Linked DNA regions of Homo sapiens: region 2 is linked to region 1. The links are chromatin contacts, found by Hi-C or POLR2A ChIA-PET in ENCODE. All regions are on one chromosome and are shown on one strand. The core of a region is the stretch at or near the end of the contact, and the rest is flanking DNA. Distances in the headings are between cores, read along the strand shown. Region 1 overlaps KCNB1 (potassium voltage-gated channel subfamily B member 1). Region 2 overlaps PTGIS (prostaglandin I2 synthase).

Region 1 (6,629 bases), core at 2,269-4,768:
AATAAGGGAAGCAGCAGACGCCTTGAGAATATAAATACGGCAAAGAGCCCAAGGTGGCTGAAGTGGTGGTCCCGCGAGTTCCCATCCACCTGAAATGTGATTGGCCCAGGCCAGCGTGGGTATTGGGAGAGGCCATAGCTAAGTCCACTGAAGGAAGCTATTGGGGTGGTGCAGGGGGTGGGGGCTGTGATGCTGTGAGCCCCAGCCTTGTGACAGAGCCCACGGCTCTTTCCTCTCTGTAGGTGATGCTGGCAAAAGGCCTAGGGGATCCAGCTGGGGAGGGACTGCCAGTCTTCCCAGCAACCAAAATTTGGGGGAGGACCACGCCTATCTCTTGGAATATCATGTTTTTTCGCTTATCGTATTGGAGGCTTCATTCATTCATTCCCTCCCATCTCACCAAATCTCACCTGTCCCCCAAAGTCCTCTCTAACCTCATCTCCTACTACCCTTCTCTCACATGGTCCCATGCAGCCACAGTGGCCTTCTTGCTGTTCTCCCATAGATTGAGCTCATTTCTACCCCAGGCCTTTGCACTATAGCTCCCTCTGCCTGGAATGCTCTTCCCCCACTCTGGGACTGCCCTCCTCATTCAAGCCTCAGCTCCCAGGAAGGGGTTGGTGTGGGCAAAAGGGAGTGCCATTCCTTGCAGACCTCACAATCCCTAAGGATCTTTATTTTATTTTATTATTGTTATTTTAAAGGCAGGATCTCACTCCATCACCCAGGCTGGAGTGCAGTAGCACAATCATAGCTCACTGCAGCCTCGAACTGCTGGGCTCAAGGGAACCTCCCGCCTCAGCCTCCTGAGTAGATGTAACTATGGGCAGGACCCAGGCGCCTGGCTTCTAAGGATCTTAAACAAGAGTTTTCATGATATAGGTATAAGATTATTCACTGCAGCATTGTTTATTCGATCAAAAAGTTTGGAAACAACCTCAATGTCCATCAACAGGGAAAAATTAACTCAACAGAGGGTCATTTATATGCAGCTGTAAATATGAACACTATGCAGCTGTAAAAAGAACAGAGATGGCTCAATATGCATAAATAGGGAACAGTCCCCGAGGTATGCTGTTAGCAAGCAAAGCACCGCGAGAACAGAATGTATAACAAACTCCCATTTCAATAAAACAAGGAAAAAAGAATATGTACATATATGCATTCACTTATATATGGATATGTTATTTGTGGAAGCGATCACAGGAAATTGGTAACAGTGGCTGCCCCTGGGGAGGAGGACGGGGTGGCTGGGGGACAGGGTGGGAGAGAACTTTTCACTGTGTGCCCTTTTGAACACTTTGACTTTCATACTAGGGAAATATAGTAGCTATTCAGAAAACTGACATTCCAGTATTTTTAGAATTTTGACCTTATCTCTAAATGGGTTAGGTACACAAACAGGGACAGAATGATAACAACGAAAAAAGACTGCATTCCTCAAACAACACTACCCCTGCATCCCTTACTGAACCACTCCTAGAGAATGCCATGGGTTTAAAATACGAATATATAAACAAATCGAATAAATCCTGGGGTTATCTTGTGAGTTATGTGAGTTACACATTTATATTATGTTGTGATTTTATGCAGGTTGTCACGATTTGCTCAATGTTACATCTTAAATGTACTGCAACTTTAGGGATGTCTTCATTTTGTTGTTGTTTTCTTTATAAATTAATATTCCAGGAGTCTCAAAAAAATAGAAGTCTTCCAGGCTTCTCTCCGCTGGAGGGACCCTGTCCCAATTCTCCTTAGGGAGTGAAAGAGACAAGGGAGGCCCGAGAACAGGGACAGTAAACCCGAGTTCTCAGGAGGAACAGCAGCCCACAGTCCCAATTTAGGTGCTCCCAGGGGATGGGGACAGGCTGACCAAGGCACAGAGGCAGGGCCAGGCCTACCCCTGGGGATGTAGATCTGCTGAACATGGGCAAGAGAAAATTCCCACCCTGTGAAGCTGGTCTTGCTGCGGACTGGAGGGGAATGTCTGTGGTTTTTAAGCTGTCTCCTCTGGAAACAGCATCTCACAGCGCCGAGCTAGGAGTGCTACCCAGTTCTGAACAATTCCAGAGCCCAGGCTTTTTAGCCACTAAATCAAAGTGAGAGATGTTGACTTAGTGTAGCCATGGCCTGATCTGAATCGACGTTAAAGTTTCCCAACAGCCCATGAGATGGTAGAAAGGATGAAATGATACTATTAATAATGTACACACGCTTAACTCATTCATGACCATCCCCCTGCGCTGGCTTCAAACCCTGTGTCCAGCCTGTATCTCACTTGATTCTCCCAGCCACCCTAGGAGGTAGCAGTGTTGGTTTCATTATTCCCACTTTACAGACAAGAAAGCTGAGGTTCCGAGTGGGGAAGGAACTTGTCTAAGGTCACAGAGCTAAGGAGTGTCATGCATAGAGTAAAAGTCTCCAATCCAGAGCTCCCTCTGATTCACCACCTGGGGAAGCCAGGGGTGGGCCTAGCTCGGTGCCTCAGTGCCCACGGCATGGATGGGAGAGGCCCCTCATCACCAGGCAGGCAGAGTGCAGGGCAGAGGCGGATGACTCTAGTCTAGACTGTCCTGCTGAGGCTGGTGATGGGGGAGGCTCGCTGAGCCACCAGCTACAGGGAGTCTCAGAATATCTACCACATCAGCAAGACCTTCCAGATCTGCCTGCAGGAGGCACCTGGAACATGCCCACCTCTCACCACCCCCAGAGATCTGCCCTGGGCCAGGCCACATCCTCTTCTACCTGAATGATTGTAGTTGCCTCCTCACTGTCTTTCTGCTTCCATCCTGGCCCGTACAATAAAACACAGTCCATTCTCCAGATTCATCCATACGGATCCTGTTAGAACCTAAGCCAGACCAGGGCACTTTTCTTTGCTCAAAACACCTCCCTATCTCCCAGCATACTGAGGACAACAGCCAAAGTCCTTAGAACAGCCCACAAGGCTCTGCAGGGCCTGGCCCCTCCGTATCTCTCTGGCCTGATCCCCTTTACTCCTCCCCTTGCTCACTCCCCTCCAGCCATGCTGGCCTCCCCTCTGTTCCTGGAGCACAACAGGCATGGTCTGGCCTCAGGGCCTTTGCACTTGCTGTGCCCTCTGCCTAGAACACTCCAGCCCCATATATAGGCCTGTTTCCTTTCTTTGTGTCTTTCAGGTCTCTGCTTAAATCTCACATCCCCAGAATGGCTCTCCCTGACCACTCTATTTCAAATGGCACCCACACCCCATGAATACCAGTCCCCTTACTCCTGACATTTTGCATATATGCAGTGATATTATATATTTGTCTCTTATTTCTTTAGTGTTCTCCTTTTGCTTCTAGAATGCAAGCTTTAAGAGCCACAGGTCTTTGTTCTTTTTCTTGATTGTATTGTTGTGTCCTTCATGCCTAGCAAGGGGCTGGCATACAGTAGACACAAATTAAAGAACAAACAAATGAGTTCCAGGTCTCCAGGCAGACTCCTCAGGACTCCGGGACAACAGAGAGTCCTCTGAAATGTCTCATGAATCTCTCTCTCCATGAAAGGCAAACCCAGCATTACACCATGGGTTGGGCAGTTTATGGCCACATGTCCAGGTGGCTGTAGCAACAATACTCATTAGTCAGTGTATTTTTGTGGTTGAAGGCAAGGTACACTCTGTTTCCTCAAGGTAGTCAAACAAACACCATGAGAACTATGTGGAGCTTGAAGGAAACTGTGAGCTCCAAACTTTCCTGCCAGAAAAGGAAACCAAGGCTAAGAGAAGTAAAATACCTTGCCCAATGTCTCTCACCACTAAGAGGAAAAGTCAGCCCTCAAACTCTGGTCTTCTCACCATGAAGCCAAGAAAAGATCCTCAGAGGACACTGGCACTGGTGATTTGTTGTTAAGACAACCATGCAGATAAGCACAGCCCTGCTGATCAGGGCCTGAGAAAAACAAGGATTCTAGGTCTTCCAAACAACAAAGGTGGCCAGTCATGCAGCACCATGAGTTCAGGGTGAGGTTACAACTCATTGTCAATGTGTTCCTGGAAGACATCCAGAGAGCTCTGGACATTTTCTCCTAAAAGCTTTGGTGAGAGGAGAGGGAAGACGTGTTTGGAAACATTCTCTGGACTCCATTAAAGCAGATGTTCTCGGGACCCAGGCCACCATGTGCATGATGTCCTGCTGACTCACCTGTGGGTCTCCCCAGTTCGGAGAAAACACGTGGCCAAGGCTGGGCAAGAAGGTCTGGATTTCCTGCACAGCCCTTCAAGGAGGTGGGGGGTAGGGACACTGGCCTGAGGACAGAGAACAGACAAGCTGGGGAACCACTTCACATTTGGCCTGCTAGGCCACGTGACATTTGGCCGAAACCAACTTTGGCCAATGTGAAGTTCTAAGAAATATCTTGTTCTGGGATGAGCACTTATGGTGTAACAGTCCTGCAGAGCATTTTCTTCCAAAACCTTCTGGCCTACTGACATGCCATGGACTTGCCAACCATGTGAGTCTCAAAACATAATCCCCACATTCTCTGCCATTCCTCCATCAAGAGACAAGGCTTTTGTCTCTTCCCTTTGAGTTTGGGCTCTGCAACTGCTTGTTCAGTAGAATATGGCAGAAATGACCCAGTGCCAGTTTCAGGACCCAGACCTTGAGAAACTGGTATCTTTCACTTCCTGCTCATTGGTATGATCACTCTTGGAACCAGATGCCTCCTGTGAGGAAACTCAAGCCACCTCATGGAGGGGAACTGTCAGACAGCAACATCTTTCCAGCCCTGCGAGCAAGTGAGCCCCAGTTGAGCCGCCCCGGTGGAGGCTGTGTGCAGAGCAGAAATGAACCAGGCCTGTCCATCCTGGCCCACACTGCAGATTCACGAGCAAATAAATGTTTTGTTTTAAGCCACTAAGTTTTGGAGGGTGGTGTGTTATGTGGCTGTAGAGAAATAGAACATCTTCCCAACTGGGAAGGAATTTCCTGGGCCCTGCAGGAACCCAATCCAGATGTAGGATTTTAATAATAACAGAGAGGCCTGGGGTTATTTTAAGGAAGACCAATAAATCAGGTCAGGAAACATCATCTGCTGACTTCCCTCTGGCACTCCCTAGCCTTGTCAATGAGAATAGCTGAGAACAGTCTAGGAGTCTTCCCTATTTGAGATAGAATCCTCTGCTAATCAAACACACCTCGGGATCCTCTATGGCCAGGGTGGAGGTGGCAAAAGTGGAGAACAAATGTTTTCCCTTAATTCAGGATCTTATATATTTTTCACAGAATGTGGAATTACCTGGTGGCTATCGTCCTACTTGGACTATCAAAGGAAATAAGGCCGCTCTATAGGCAAGCATCAGAAACCTCTCCTTCTATTCCTTTCCTGTTTTATTTATTGTGTGGGGCTGCCATGGAGATGGAGCTGGGAAGAGACAGGGGAAGTTCAGCCTACAAAATCTTTGTGAAGCTGGGTGCAGTGGCGCATGCCTGTAGTCCCAGCTATTCGGGAGGCTGAGGTGGGAGGGGTGCTTGAGCTCAGGAGATCAAGTGTGCTGTGAGCTCTGGTTGCACCACTGCACTCCAGCCTGGGTAAGAGAATGAGACCCCATCTCTTTTTTTTTTTTTTTTTGAGATGGAGTCTCACCATGTTGCTCGGGCTGGAGTGCAGTGGTGCGATCTCAGCTCACTGCAACCTCTGCCTCCCAGGTTCAAGTGATTCTCTTGCCTCAGCCTCCCGAGTAGCTGGGATTACAGGTGCATGACACCATGCCTGGCTAATTTTTGTATTTTCAGTAGAGATGGGGTTTTACCGTGTTCGTCAGGCTAGTCTCAAACTCTTGACTTCAAATGATCCGCCCACCTTGGCCTCCCAAAGTACTGGGATTACAGGTGTGAGCCACCGCGCCCAGCCTGAGATCCCCTCTCTTAAAAAAAAACTGTGAATGCCTCTTTTTGTTGGAGTAGGGTTTGGACTGGTTCTTTGCTTGCTTTTCATCAAAGTGGGTTTGTCATGTGATTTTAAAAGTCTCTAAAACTCTGCCTGCCAAAGTATCCATCTGTCTTATTTTATGTTAGCTAGAACACCCCAAGGGGCCAGGATGGCAGGACAAGCTCCAAGGGGTGATGTGGGCAATAGCAGTCAATGTCTGCTCTACACTTGATGGTGCACAAGAGCTTTTATTCTCATGATCTTGGAATATCCTTTCAGGAATCCAGTGAAGGTGACTGGACAAAAACTATGGTATGCCTGTACAAAGGAATACTACTCAGCAATAAAATGGAGTGAGCTACTGATGCATGCCACACCATGGACGGACCTCAAAACCATGATACTGAGTGAAGGCAGCCAGATGCAAAAGGCCACACACTGTATGATGCCATTTACGTGAAATGTCCCAAAGAGACAAATCCATAGAGAAAGAAAGCAGCTTGGTGGTTGCCTGGGCCTGGGTGAAAGGGGTGTGGGGAGTGAATGCAAATTGGCATGGGGTTTCTTTTGGAAATGTTCTGAAATTGGATTGTAGTGATGGCTGCACAATGCTGTAAATTTACTAAAAATTATTGAATTGCACACTTAAAATGAATGAATTTTATGGTATAAAGTTCCATAAGGCTGTTTAAAATTTTTTATGGTATAAAGCTATTTAAAAAAAAAAAAAGAAC
Region 2 (6,947 bases), core at 423-2,922, 110 kb after region 1:
CAACAACAATAAAAAACAAACAACCTGATTTGAAAATTGGCAAAGGACTTGAATAGATATTTCTCCAAAGAAGAGATACAAATGGCTGATAAACACATGAAACAATGCTCAACACCATTAGTCATTAGAAAATGCATGTAAAAACCACAGTGTGATACCATTCACAACCATGAGGATGGCTACTATTTAAAACATAGGAAATAAGTGATGGTGAGGACGTGGAGAAATTGGAACCCTTATGCATTGCTGGTGGGAATGTAAAATACTGCAGTTGCTGTGAAAAAGAGTTTAGCAGTTCCTCAGAAAGTTAAAGAATTACCATATGATCCAGTAATTCTAGTTCTAGGTATATAGCCCAAAGAACTGAAACCAGAGACTCAAACAGATACTCGTGCACCAATGTTCATAGCAGCATTATTCACAGTAGCCAAAAGGCAGAAACAACCCAAATGTCGGTTGATAGGTGAATGGATAAATAGAATGCAGTATATACACACAATGTATTCACTCTTAAAAAGGAATGAAATTCTGACGCATATGCCAGGCATGGTGGCTCACGCCTGCAATCCTAGCACCTTGGGAGGCCAAGGTGGGCAGATTTCCTGGGCTCAGGAGTTAGAGAACCAGCATGGGCAACATGGTGAAACCCTGTCTCTACTAAAATACAAAAAAAAAAAAAAAAAATTAGCCAGGCATGGTGGTGTGTACCTGTAATCCCAGCTACTCAGGAGGCTGAGGCACAAGAATAGCTTGAACCCGGGAGGCGGAGATTGTAGTGAGCTGAGATGGCGACACTGCACTCCAGCCTGGGCGACAGAGACTCTGTCTCCAAAATCTCATATAATGAGAATCCTAGAACAGGAAATTCAGAGACAGAAAGTACAATAGAAGTATACTATTCGACAGAAAGTAGAATAGAAAGTAGAATAGAAGAGACAGAAAGTAGAATAGAAGATATGTCGGGCTGGGAGGAAAGGCAGGTGGGGAATTATTGTTTAATGGGCACAAAGCTTTTGTTTAGAATCATGAAAAGTTTCTGGAAATAGATAACGGCATGGTTATACAACATTGTGAATGTATTTACTGCCACTGAATTATACAATTAAAATGGTTAAAATAGTATATTTTATGTTATTTATTATTTTACCACAATTTTTTTAAAAGGCATATGAAGGTCATTTGGCAAAAATGAGTCAAAGATAGTGTTGTATAACAAAGAATTTGCATTCTGGGCGGGTGCAGTGGCTCACGCATGTAATCCCAACACTTTGGGAGGCCAAGGTGGGCAGATCACTTGAGTTCAGGAGTTTGAAGCCAGCCTGACCAACATGGTGAAACCCCGTCTCTACTAAAAATACAAAAAAGGATAAGCTGGGGGTGGTGGCAGGCACCTGTAATCCCAGTTACTTGGGAGGCTGAGGCAGCAGAATCACTTGAACCCGGGAGGTGGAGGTTGCAGTGAGCTGAGATGGAGCCACTGCACTCCAGCCTGGGTGACAGAGTGATACTCAAAATACAAAAGAATTTGAATTCCAAGGTTTCAGTTACCCATGGTCAACCATGGTCCAAAAATATTAAATGAAAAATTCCGGACATAAACAGTCATAAGTTTTAAATTACATGCTGTTCTGAGTAGTGTGTTGAAATCTTGTGCCATCCTGCTCTGTCCTGCCTGGCAAAAAACACAGGATAAAAATATAGCAGTGGGCTGGGTGCAGTGGCTCACTCCTGTAATCCCAGCACTTGGGGAGGCCGAGACGGGCAGATCACCTGAGGTCAGGAGTTCGAGACCAGCCTGGCCAACATGGTGAAACCCCATCTCTAACAAAAATATAAAAATACAAAAATTAGCCAAGCATGGTGGTGGGCGCCTGTAGTCCCAGCTACTCAGGAGGCTGGGGCAGGAGAATCGCTTGAACCCAGGAGGCAGAGGTTGCAGTGAGCGGAGATTGCACCACTGCACTCCAGGCTGGACAACAGAGCAAGCAAGACTCTGTCTCAAAAACAAAAAAAATATATATATAGCAGTGATTGGATCATGGATCAAATCAGTTTACATTTGTATATCCCTTAGAGCAGTGTAGAGGACACACTAAACCTTACCCAAGAGTTATCTATTGCTGTGATATATTGTTAGCACAAAGCAAAGTGCCAGCAACCACGTGTTTAGTATGCATTTGTGGAAAAAAAGAAAAATAAGAATATAGTCACATTCACTTGCACTTGTGTGAAGGAACTCTAGAAGGATCCATTTGAAACTAATAAAACTAATCAATTATGAGCAGTGGGAATTGGTGGAAGGGGATGTGACAAGAAAAGGAAGGAGACTTACCACTGTTATTACTTAATTTTTTTCCAGCCTTGCTGAGGTATAATTGACAAAGGAAAATTCTTATTTAAGTTGTACAACATGATGTTTTGATACACAAATATGGTGTGAAATGATTGCTGCAATCAAGCTAATTAGCATATCCATCACCTTACATAGGTGCACACTCACACGTGCATGCATGGTGAGAATACTTAAGATCCACTCTCTTAGCAAATTTCAAGTATACAATACATTGTATACTTGTATATTAAATCTCCAGAACTTATTCATTTTATAACTCAAAGTTTATACCCTCAACCAACACACCCCCATTTCCCCACCTCCTGAGCCCTGGTAACCACTGTTCTACTGTTCCTCTGAATTCAACTTTTTTAGCTCCCACGTATAAATGACATAATGCGGTATTTGATTTTCTGTGTCTGGCTTATTTCACTTACAATATTGTCTTCCAAGTTCATCTATATTGTTACAAATGGCAGGATTTCTCCCTTTTTATGGCTGAATAACATTCTTTCGTGGATTTACATACACAGCAGTCCTGTCTTATCCAGTTTCACTTTCCAAGGTTTCCATCACCCATAGTCAACCATGGTCCAAGAATATTAAATGAAAAACTCCCTAAGTTTGAAATCGCACACCATTCTGAGTAGCATGATGAACTCTTGTGCCATCCTGCTCCATCTTGCCTGGGGGGTGAATCATCCCTCTGTCCGGTGTATCCACACTGTAGACCACACCTGCCCATTAGTCACTTGGGAGCCACTGTCTCAGTTATCACGTCAACTGTCATGGTATGGTAGTACTTGTGTTCAGGTAACCCTTATTTTGTTTTCATTACAGTATATCGTTATAATTGGTTTCATTTTATTATGTTGTTAATCTCTTACTGTGCCTCATTTATAAATTAAACTTTATCAGGCCAGGCATGGTGGCTCACGCCTGTAATCCCAGCACTTTGGAAGGCCGACGTGGGCGGATCACCTGAGGTCGGGAGTTCGAGTCCAGTATGACCAACACAGAGAAACCCTGTCTCTACTAAAAATACAAAATTAGCTGGGTGTGGTGGTGCATGCCTGTAATCCCAGCTACTCAGGAGGCTGAGGCAGGAGAATCGCTTGAATCTGGGGGGCGGAGGTTGTGGTGAGCCAAGATTGCACCATTGCATTCCAGCCTGGGAGACAAAAACGAAACTCTGTCTCAAAAAAAAAAAAAAAAAATTAAACTCTGTCATAGTTATGTATGTATAAGACAAAACAGTATATACAGGGTTCAGTACCACCCATGGTTCCTGACATCCACTGGGGGTCTTGGAACATATCCCCTGAGGTTAAGAGGGGGCCATTGTACCACTATCTCTGTATCTGTTCATGCACTGATGGACACTTAGTTTGTTTCCATGTCTCAGCTGTTGTGAATAATGCTGCAATGAATTGGAGGTGCAGACATCTCTTCAAGACAGTGATTTCATTTCCTTTGAATATATACCTAGAAGAGGGATTGCTGGATCATGTGGTAGCTCTATTTTTGATTTTTTAGGAACCTCCATACTGTTCTCCATGATGGCTATACCAATTTAAATTCCCACCACCAGTGCGAAAGAGTTCTCTTTTCTCCACATCCTTGCCAATATTTGTCATCTTTTGACATTTCTAACGGGTGTGTGGTGATATCTCCTTGTGATTTTGATTTGCATTTCCCCAATGAGTAGTGATGTTGAACACCTTTTCATACCTGTTGCCATTTGTATGTCTTCTTTGGGAAAAATGCCTATTCTGGTCCTTTGTCCATTTTGCAGTCAGGTTATTTGGATTTTTGTGTTTTTTGAGGCAGAGTCTCGCTCTGTCGCCAGGCTGGAGTGCAGTGGCGTGATCTCGGCTCACTGCAACTTCCACCTCCCGGGTTCAAGCAATTCTCCTGCCTCAGCCTCCCGAGTAGCTGAGACTACAGGCGTGCACCACCACGCCCAGCTAATTTTTGTATTTTTTAGTAGAGACAGGGTCTCACCATATTGGCCAGGATGGTCTCGATCTCTTGACCTCGTGATCTGCCCAACTCGGCCTCCCAAAGTGTTGGGATTACAGGTGTGAGCCACCGCTCCCAGATGTTATTTGGAATTTTTGGTATTGAGTTGTATGAGTTCCTTATCTATTTTGGATGTTAACCCCATATCGGGTATGTGGTTTGTAATCTACTTTACATTTTTAATGTTTAAACCACGCGAAATAATTTTTAAAATAAAATAATAGAAAATCTGGCAAACCCCCCAAAAATAATTTCCAGTGAAACATCATATACTGTAGAGATTCAAGGAATTCAGTGCATATGGGAGTGAGGAAGAGAAGATTCTGGAAAACTGAGCTTGGTGGCTCAACCTGGGGCCCTGCAGATGAGCAAAGCTGTGTAGTTAAAGGGGGAGTCTGCATAAAGCCCCCTCCTGAAATGTGGTCGTGGGAAGAAAGCAAATGTTCGAAATGGTTACAGCACATTTATACAATTCACTACAGACGTTCAACAAAACAGATACGGAGAAATGCAACTATTTACTTCCATTCCTAATTATTTCAATATTTAGGTTGCCCCAAAAATCAAAAAAAGACAAAATTTTAAAAATCTTCCCACTGGGAAAACAGAGGCTTGCTGTCTACTTGGGATTCCAGTACAATTTGCTATTTTGTTGTTTTTTTTCTTTTGAGACAAGGTCTTGCTCTGTCACTCAGGCTGGAGTGCAATGGCGTAGTCTGGCTCACTGCACCCTCAACCTCCTGGGCTCAAGTGATCCTCCCACCTCAGCTTCCTGAGTAGTTGAGACTACAGGTGTGAGCCACCACAACTGGCTAATTATTATTATTATATTTTGTAGAGACAAGGTCTGTCTATATTGCCCAGGCTGGCCTCAAACTCCTGAACAAAAGTGATTCTCCTGCCTTGGCCTCCCAAAGTGCTGGATTACAGGTGTGAGCCACTGTGCGCAGCCTCATGCTGTATTTTAATGTCTGCATAAAGGCCAAGTGTTGTTCTGGGAAACAGAGTAGCCGCAAGCCCCAGGGAGTTATGGAGCATTTGAAATGCGGCTGGCTCGAATGCAGCCACATTTAATATAGGGTAGGGGAGACACTGGATTCCAGAGTCAGCATGAGAAACAAAATGTAAAATATCTTATCAATAATTTTAACATTGGTTAATGCTAAAATGCTAATAATATTTTAGATGTATTGGCTTAAATAAAATGTATTATTAAAATCGATTTCACTTCTATTTTTCTTTTTTAGTGTGTCTAATAGAAAATTTTAAATTACAAATGTGATTCCCATTATTTGTCTATGTACAGCACTGTTCTAGAAGGATAACAGCAAACAGATAGCAATAGTTACCTGGGGATAGATTTAGAGGGAATGTGGTCAAAAGAGAATTTTCCTTTTTGAAATATTTGATTTTTTTTTAACAAAAGTCAGAGGAGCCCAGTTAAGAGGCCCAGTGCTGTAGCAGAGTGCCTGACCTTGAACAAGTCACCTCACATCTCAGCATCTCAGTTTTCTTGCCTGTAAATTGGGATAATAAAAGTACCCACCACAGAGGGTTATATACAGATCAAATGCGTTATTAACATCTAAAGCACAGAGATGACTGACACAGTCCTAATAAACGCTATATTATTAAATAACAAATCTTACTGAATGTTAGCAAATTATTAGCCCAAGGAGAACATGTTCATGAATTGCTTCTTTAATTAAGAAACAATAATAAATTGCGAAATACAGAGCACAAAGTTTGAAGACAGAGAGCATTGAAATCCCAGCTCTTCCCTTTCTAACGAGATGACCTTGGCCAAGTCACTTTGCATCTCTGAGCCTCAGTTTCCCCCATGTGTAAAATGAGGGCCATCTAGCTCATAGGATGGTCAGGAGGATTCAGAAAGATCACACACAGAACACACTTGGTATCGGTAGAAGTTTGTAAAATGCTACTTGCTACATTCTCTCCATTATTACGAGGTATTTCTTATTGGTGTGATAACCGGATGCCATGAATGAGGGCTGCCAGGCCCACGGTGATTGGCAGCCCACCAATTTAAACCAGATTGGTGTATCTGGTTTAAATCCCAGAGTCCCCATGCTATGTAGCCTCGGCTGAGCCCCTGCCCATCTCTGGACCTCAGTCTCCTCATCCAAAAAATGAGGACCCAGACTTGAATACCTCTCAAGTTTTTTCTGGGAAAGCCCTCTAGGCCCTCTAGATTTGGGGGCATAGTACAGAGAGGCCCCCAGAAGACACATGTCTTTAAAGTCTTGTGTTTTACCTTTGAAATGCATCAGAGTTTTGCATCAGACTCTGTGATTCTTTGATATAAGAATGCCTTTTTCCCCAAAACAATGTTCAAATAAACAGCCCCCCAAAATAATCCAGTAAAATAAATGTTCCAGACAGAAGCACTATGCTTAGCTAGGGGGTCTGTTTAACTGTCCCCTGCCCCCAACTCCCTACTGTATGAGAAACACCAGACTCAATGGCCTAAGGGTTCTCAAAGGATTAACTTTCTTTTAAAATATATTTATACTTTAAAAAGTGAAGGAAGAATAATGTATGCATACAGAAAAAAAAGAAGAAAAATAAAGAA

What was found. Hi-C counts contacts between places; a loop is a spot of excess contacts on that map. ChIA-PET counts read pairs that join two places held with the same protein, here RNA polymerase II (POLR2A). Pooled maps may share reads with other maps.
Region 2: a map of gastrocnemius medialis shows a loop between it and region 1 (2.6-fold over the local background). The contact joins two enhancer-like sites. A Hi-C loop is called at or near these places in 2 of 168 maps with a recorded cell type or tissue (endothelial cell of hepatic sinusoid and gastrocnemius medialis) and 1 of 50 pooled maps. POLR2A ChIA-PET finds 5 or more read pairs at or near these places in 1 of 52 experiments (H1).

The regions. Positions count from the first base shown.
Region 1 is chr20:49,416,918-49,423,546 of GRCh38, forward strand. All of the region lies in intron 1 of KCNB1 (potassium voltage-gated channel subfamily B member 1), which reads right to left. The region is part of intron 2 of LOC105372649 (a long non-coding RNA gene); the gene reads left to right. Among named protein-coding and RNA genes, the nearest start is that of KCNB1, 62 kb to the right of the region's middle. Within about 2 kb of position 3,519, at least 9 of the 41 ENCODE cell types and tissues checked have a DNase peak (open chromatin) inside an H3K27ac peak, as active enhancers do; they include gastrocnemius medialis, where a contact is called at or near this core.
Region 2 is chr20:49,526,624-49,533,570 of GRCh38, forward strand. The region is part of intron 5 of PTGIS (prostaglandin I2 synthase); the gene reads right to left. Among named protein-coding and RNA genes, the nearest start is that of PTGIS, 38 kb to the right of the region's middle. Within about 2 kb of position 1,673, at least 2 of the 41 ENCODE cell types and tissues checked have a DNase peak (open chromatin) inside an H3K27ac peak, as active enhancers do; they include gastrocnemius medialis, where a contact is called at or near this core.